2 separate regions of the Mus musculus genome follow, and region 1 is linked to region 2. The links are chromatin loops, found by intact Hi-C in ENCODE. Cell type or tissue: left cerebral cortex. All regions are shown on one strand. Region 1 overlaps Mctp1 (multiple C2 domains, transmembrane 1). Region 2 overlaps Mctp1 (multiple C2 domains, transmembrane 1).

Region 1 (4,000 bases), 270 kb before region 2:
CAAGCTTACCTTCTTCAAGTCCTGCAACTTCCTATCTCTTATTTTCCTTCGCCTGACTGATGCTTTCTGATTCTCCAAATTCATTTAAAAATTACCTTCCTCAATGTCCCATCTGAATAAAGTTTCAATTTACATGTGTTGTGGAAGATAAATTTGCATGTCCACATTTCCAATTTGAATATCTTCTTGGTTACTGTGTACTTTTCTGCCATTGGATAAGATCTCTGTGAGAGTCAGGATTTGCTGCATGACAGAGTCTAGGGAAAAATAGATAGCCCAACATTTATCTCTCTGCATTTTTAACTTTAGCATTTGCCAATATATTTAACTGTTTGAAAAACATAAAGTATATCCCATACTTGAAAATGTAATGTATAATGTATAAAACTCAACAGAACACAGAACATCACCATTGCCCTCAAGGGCATAACATATCCATCACTTTTCCAAAGCTTTCTCCAGTACAGCTTTTAATATTATTTGTAGTAAGAATATATAAAATAATCTTTCCTTTCCTTGAAGTATTTAAAAATACATAATAGCATGTTTAGCTACAATGCTATATACAATTATGCTGCATATAATTATGCTATGTACAATCCCAGCAATCATTGAACATCGCCTCTTCATCCCCTAGTAATAACCATAATCTAGTCTGTGTTTAGATGATTGATAGACATTAATAGTTCTAAACCTTCATTGCTTGTGATTTCAATATGCAGAATGGGGGATCTTATTTTCTCCAGCTCAGTTCAGTAAAATATTCATACACAATGCGCTTATCATCTATGTTTGGAAGTCTATGTAAGGCTTAACTCAGGAAAACATTGTCAGTGATATCACGAGCTACTATAGTTTTCAGATAAGCTCTACAGTCAGGCACATGTAGAAAATGGTGCTTTAGAAGAAAGCATCCCGTCCTAGTCTGCAAGGCTTGGCCCCTTATGATTTGTGCTGTCAAAACGAGGAGGGATGGGAGTTAACTTTCTGAGATGCATCTTTTGGAACTCATAATTATTAGATAACTCCTGAAAAAATGAGAGCTTGTTCAATCTTATAATGCATTTTTACAGGATGTGGGAAGTTATTATTTTCTACAGAATCTCCAGTTATTAAGTCTTCTAGCATTTTGGAATTCAAAGTATTTCCAAGCCAATAATTGACAATAAGCTCTTAGTAGGGATATGATGGTGAAGAGGAAGAAGAAGAAGAAGAAGAAGAAGAAGAAGAAGAAGAAGAAGAAGAAGAAGAAGAAGAAGAAGAAGAAGAAGAAGAAGAAGAAGAAGACGAGGAGGAGGAGGAGGAGGAGGAGGAGGAGGAAAAAGAAGAAAAAGAAGAAGGGGGAGTAGAGGAGGAAGAGGAGGAGAAGAAGGTAATATAATAATAATAATAATAATAATAATAATAATAATAATAATAATAATAATAATAATAATGTTTTAAATCTCAGAAAAATGACTAAAGCCCAAGTTCTATTTTGTTGTAATATTTCATTAAACCACAAGGTGGCAGTCATGTTTACCAAATTCCTGTCCAGTCTGCTGCTGTTGTCAAAACTAAGTCAGTGTGGCTGTACTTCATGTCTCTGAGTTCCCAGGCTTTTTCTAGCAAAATATGCTTGATTGTTATTATCTGTATCAGAAGCCTCATTAAAATAGTTTACAGTGATGACAAAATGACAGGGGCAGAGAATATGGAGACTAAATCCAGACTTTCTTTCCTATTATATCCATATATTATATCTGCTGTCAGAGCTTCCATTTCAGGATTTGTTTTTAGAAGCATTAATCTTATTTTAAAATTACAGATATATGCTTTAAAAATTGTAGCGTAGACCTAGAGAATGCCTAGTGCTTCTTTCTAAACTCTATGATCCAACTGTTTCTTTTAAAGGACATCAATTGTTTCTATGCTTTCTCATTATAAAGAAAAGTATACACACATACCCATCCTTTCAAAATCCAGAACACTGATGAAAACTACAATATCCATATACAAAAACTCAATGTTCACATACAAAAGAAAAGAAGCCAACATTCTTTAATGGTTTTGCTTTATTATTGTTGCTTATGAATACCAAAGGCCATAAAGACATGCTTCTGCACTGTTTTCTAAAATTTAGGGACTTTTCTTTTGCACAAATGTTAAAATTTGCCAATTTCATATATGTATACAATGCTATGAACAGGTTCACCCCAATTGCCGTCTCTTATTCCCCTCCCACTCATGACTGCTCCTTCATTTTTCTTAACTAGACCCTTCCTATTTTGTGGTCAAGCTTTATCCTATATCATACATAAAAGGACCAAAACTGACTCAAGACTTAGACTCTCAAGACTGAGACTAAGAAGTATAGGGAAGAGGATAAAAAAATTACAATCTTGGTCTTGGCAATATTGTTCTGGATATAGTATAGACAATAAAAGTCAAAATATGCAAGAGAAACTACATTAAACTGAACCATTTTCTGTACCATAAGAGATACAATGAATAGAATAAAAAGCCTACAGAATTGAAGAAGACATTTGTAATATATATCAGATAGGGAGGAAGTATTTTAAGAAATAAGGAGTTTCTACCAGTTGGTGGCAAACACTAACAATCTGATTTTTTTTAACCAGTGAAATATTTAAATAGAAATTGTAGGACCCCAAATAAGGGGACCCCCCACTCTAGTCCAGGGACAGGAAGCACCCACGAACACAAGAATCCTCTCTTGTTGTAACACGCACGAGGCTTTATTGGCAGAGCTCTGGGCCGACACTTACCTCACATTGGAGGCAGGGGAGTCGACCCTGGGGCTCGGAAGCTAGGGGTTTTTAAAGAAGCAAAGGGCTAGTAGTACGAGGAATTTTGACAAAGGTACGGGATTGGTTCATTTAAACAGTAACAGAAAGATTACAGGTCAGCAAGAAGGGGCATCAGGGCTTTGTTCCTGTGGGCTGGGGGCTTATCTTTGTTCACATAACAACCAGTTGATGTATGGCTTTACCTGGCGCCAAGGGGTAATAGACAGCGGGGGAGGTTCCAGCCAGGTGGTGCTGACTCAGACAAGATAGCCCTGCTTGTCCTCGGATTGAGGGGAGGTTCCAGCCAGATGGTGTCAACCCAGATAATGTATCCCTATTTGTCCTTGAATACCTTTTCATCTTTACAGCCAAGATGTTCTTAGGAATGCCTTAACAACAGCCCTGCCCTGGCATGCCTGGGGGCTGTTCTGCTCTGTTCTCAGTCTCAGGCCGGGGCCGTGGGCTCCTAAACAAGTTACAATATTTCATCTTCCTTCAGAAATATCTCCAAATAAGAAATATTTACACGAATGTGCGAAGTTATATATCAACTCAAACATTATTAATCATCAGAAAACCATAAATCTAAAGCACAATGAAAAACTACATTACAATTTTCAGGATAGCTATCAACAACAATTGGCTGAAACTGTAGAACTCTGAGGGCAGGAATGAAGAGGGTGCACTACTGTGGAAAGCAACATAGAGGCGACAAAGAAGAAATAGGTGGAAAAAGGAAGAAAGGAGGAGGAGGGAGAGAAGCGGGAGAAGGAGACAATATAAAAATATGGCCTAGCAAACTCACTTGGGGTAACTGAAAATGAGTAGTTGAAGAAATAACCCATGGTCACTACAGTACTACATGCCATAGCCAAGACATGAATACAACCCAGGTGTGCACTGAAAGGTGAGTAAGGAAAAAAAATGTGGCATGTACTTGTAATATTAGATTATTTAAGCTTTTTAAAAGGAAACCTGGAAGCATGTTTTCACACACTTCATGAATATGAGGTAGTTGTCATTAAATAACCTCAGTGAATCAGAGAAGCTGTGTCCTGAGGGTGAGCAGTAGAAGTTGGGTTTTGTAATCAGAGTATGTTGCGTATACTATACTGTAGTGTGCCTATAATTGATGAAAATGTGTGTATACTTAGAAATTTGGTAAGGAAGTAAAATTCACATTAGGCATTCTCACCAAAACAAAAGATTCC
Region 2 (4,000 bases):
CTCTCTGCCACTCTCCTTACATTTAGCTATTCCTCATTCCTGTTCTGCCCACTTTACATATTTAGAGTTGTTAGTGAATATATTTACTAGGCCCTGACATACCAAACGTTTTAGAAACAAGGCTAAGAAGACAAAAACCCAAAGAAATCTGTGCTGGCTAATTTTATGTCATCTTGATATAATTCAGAGTCCTTTTAGAAGAGGAAATCTCAACTGAGAAAATGCAAATGCATGTAGATGAAAGTATCATAGATGAGGATCAGACAGCAGGGAAACCTGCTTCCCCTCAGGGGCTGACAGCTGGAAAGAAGATGTTAACTAAACATTTCAAATAAGGAAAAGTTTAAATGATAAAAGGATTGTGACCAATAAAGTTCTGTGATGAAGCATGCTGCAGCTACCTACAGGAGCCCCTCCTCCACCCCTCCATGGGGATTCCACCTCCTGGTTCAGCCAAGGCCCCCCACCCTCACCCCATTCTCTCTGTGCCACTAAGTCTTTCCTCCTAGCCCATCTCCATGCCTTTGTATCACCCACCTCCCTGCAGGAACACTGTACCAGGAGCCCTACAGACTCCATACTCTTTGAGGATCCACTCTGGACAATAGCAAAGAGTGAAACATTCATGCAACAAAGACAAGGTCAGATATTTGTACCAAGAAACACTTCACACATGATAACTCCAGATGCCTAGATCGCAGCCCCAAACACAATAATGAGCAGTCAAGACAATGTGCCTCTCCAGAAGATAGCAACTGTATTATGACAGGCCCTGAGAAAAGCAGTTTAACAAGCGTGGAACAAGGACTTCAAAACAGCATTTATGAATATGTTCAAGGACCTTAGAGAGGATATGAAAAAAATGCCTTAATGAAGACTGTCAAAACACAAAGTGCTGAAAAAAAATAAAGAAAATATTTCAAGGCAGTAAGTAAAATTTAACAAAGAAATAGAATCACTAATAAAACCCAAACTACAAAAAAATTAGAAATGAAAGTCTTAGTATGCTAAACCAAAACCTAAGAGATTAGCCTCACAGAGCCAAAGACAGGGCAGAGACAAAGTCGAATCTTGAAGACAAGTTAGAAGCAATGGACAGCTCAAGAAAATGTTAAAACAAACAAGCAAACCCCTCAAAAACTCCATGCATGACACATCCGGGAAATGTGGGCACTATACAAAGAGCAAACCTATGTATCATAGGTATAGAGGAAGGAGAAGAACCCAGGTCAAAGGCCCAGAAAATACTTTAACAAAACCATAGCAGAAATTTCCCCAATCTAAAAAAAGTGATATCTATCAAGGTTTAAGAAATATAGAGGACACCAAAAAGATAGGACCAGAAACAAAAATTCCCATAACACATAATAATCAAACATTAAATGTGCAGAACAAAGAAAGCTATAAAAAGCTACAGCCTAAAAACACCTAGTCACACAGGTCCATTAGAATAACACCTGTATTGACTTTGAAAGCCAAAATGTCAGATGAAAGCCCAGAGCAAATGTTCTGTAAGCTCTGAGAAATGACAGATACCAGCCCAAAACCTAGCAAAATTATCGATCACACAAGGAATAAAAAATCCCAGAATAGTACATCAAAAGAGGTACAAAATACTAATACCACCACCACAACATAAAAGGTGTCAATAAACATTGTTTATAAATAACTCAATGTTAAGTGTCCTAATTCCCCAATAGAAAGACACAAACAATGGATCTGAAAAAAAAGATTCATCGTTTTCCTGCATCCAAGAAACAGCACTTTCAACCCATGTGTCATAACTTCTTGGGGGCCCAAATGACCCTTTCATGGGAGTCACCTAAGACCATAGGAAAACATATATTTTTGATGAGCTTAGGAATTGAGGCACTTCTCCACTATCTGTCTCTAGGAGATATACACACATATGAGTACCTGGCATGATGATGTCATGCCAAACCCATTACATATATCCCAAACAAATACACAGGTTGGAGTCATAATGTCCTTATGTGGATCAGTCACACGTGTAGAAGATTAGCAGCAGTATTGGATGTAAAAATAAGAAGTCATAAATTATAATTATTGGGTAAATGGAAAATCATGTATTGTAAAGTCATCAAGTACTGCAAAAAATTGTGTGTGTGTGTGTGTGTGTGTGTGTGTGTGTGTGTACACCATAAGAACTCAATCTGGGTGCTGAATGGTCTTTTTTATATTCAACTGTGGCTGATGTTAATACTGCCCCCTTGTGATAATAACAGGTATATCTGAAATAGAATGATAAATCTTAGGAAAGTTTAATAGACTGTGTTGACTGAACTATGCCATGTATTATCTTTTGTATTATTAAAGTTATTCTTTTCTATATTATTTTCATTAGAAAACAATCCCATGATAATGGACTGTGTAGAGAACATTATTAAAAAATATATAGTGAGTATTTTTACAATATGGTTTTTCCTCAATAACTACACAGGAATTGAAAAACTTCAATGTTTTATTTGTTGTGAAGTTCTGTCAGCAGAATCTATGAAGCCACACAAACTAAAACACCATTTTCATAGCAAGTATTCAAACTCTGTGGGTTAGGATATCAACAATTTTAGAAGAAAGCTGACAGATTCAAAATAGCCAAACTTGACACTGTCAGCAAGTCTCACAAACAACACAGCAGCCATATTAAGCCACAGAAGCTTAATATTTGGTGGCACTCAGAATCACCAGAGCTATGAAGCATCACACTATTGCTGGAATTTGCTGTTGTCAGAAGCCAAAGACATTGAGTTATAATCTGAGATGAATTTTTTACACCTTTGAATGCCATTCCCTTCCTTCCTTCCTTCCTTCCTTCCTTCCTTCCTTCCTTCCTTCCTTCCTTCCTTCCTCTGTCCACAGAAGAGTAGGTGACTGGTCTTGATACTTTTGATCAGGTAATCCGGGGAATGAAATCTGTTCCAGTTCCAATATTTAGTATCCAGCTTCTTGATGAGTCTACAGACATTGCAAAGTGTTCCCAGTCACTAGCTTTTGTGAAGTATATTAATGATGGCAACTTTAAAGATGAATCTTGTTTTTGCAAACCTCTTGAAACAACAACTACTATACATTATATATTTGACACATTTGGCATATTTCTGAAAGAGTATAAGATCAATCTTTTGGGGAAAAGTTCATGGTGTTTGCACAGATGCACTCCAGCTACACTATGATGTCGATACGGACATCGTTTGGTACTGAATGAGTCACCAAAAGTTATCAGAAGTCACTGTATGATTCATTGGGAAATATTGCCAATGAAGATGCTGCCACAAGAGTTACAAGAAGTAATGAAAATTGTCATTAGGTCTGTCAATTTTGTTTGTTCCTTTGTAGTTGTTTTTGTTTTTGTTTTTGTGTTCATTTTCTTTCGAGACAGGGTTTCTCTGTGCAGCCCTGGCTATCCTGGAACTCACTCTATAGCCCAGGCTGGCTTCAAACTCACAGAAATCCAGTAGCCTCTGTCTCCAGTGTGCTGAGATTAAATGTATTCAGCACCACTACCCAGCATGATTCTGTCAATTTTGTAAAGCTGAGCACTTTAAACCATAGACTGTTTTTGGAACTGTGCTAGCCTGGGGTGCTAGACAGGCCTGGGGAGCAGAACATGCTGGAGATGGCCCACCACCATACTGCATAAATGGGTGTAGCACCCTGGAGAGCACTCCTGAGAAGATCCCAGACACTCAGAGATCCTAGGTGCCACTAAGAGGAGCAAGTTAGTGGTGGAGAAATGGAAGAGGAACAGAAGGATGTAGGCACAACGAAGAGAAACAGAACTGGAGACTCAAGGGCAGTGAGGATCAGCCTGATGTGAGTAGCTGGTGATGCCACCTGAGACCATGGTAGAGTCCTGTCCTGTGCTGCCACCAGGGGCCATGCCTGGTCTGTGGCTCTGGATCAGCAGAAATTTGTTACCACCAAAAGACAACCAGGTCTCTGGTCTGGGCTGCAACACAGGGACATGTCTGAGGGCTGT

The links. Peaks named below come from ENCODE experiments on the same cell type or tissue, not always from the same donor. Only the 100,000 strongest peaks of a DNase experiment are listed, where the experiment ranks them.
Region 1: it touches region 2 in a loop (4-fold over the local background); 27 of 42 quality-filtered maps call a loop at or near these places.

What each region holds. Positions count from the first base shown.
Region 1 is chr13:76,679,020-76,683,019 of GRCm38, reverse strand. All of the region lies in intron 2 of Mctp1 (multiple C2 domains, transmembrane 1), which reads right to left. Among named protein-coding and RNA genes, the nearest start is that of Gm24519, 77 kb to the right of the region's middle. In left cerebral cortex, a CTCF peak has its summit at 1,506 (motif pointing right); a DNase peak (open chromatin) is centred at 1,581.
Region 2 is chr13:76,413,770-76,417,769 of GRCm38, reverse strand. All of the region lies in intron 1 of Mctp1 (multiple C2 domains, transmembrane 1), which reads right to left. It also overlaps the pseudogene Gm18314. Among named protein-coding and RNA genes, the nearest start is that of Mctp1, 32 kb to the right of the region's middle. In left cerebral cortex, a CTCF peak has its summit at 2,241 (motif pointing left); no DNase peak of the experiment used is centred here.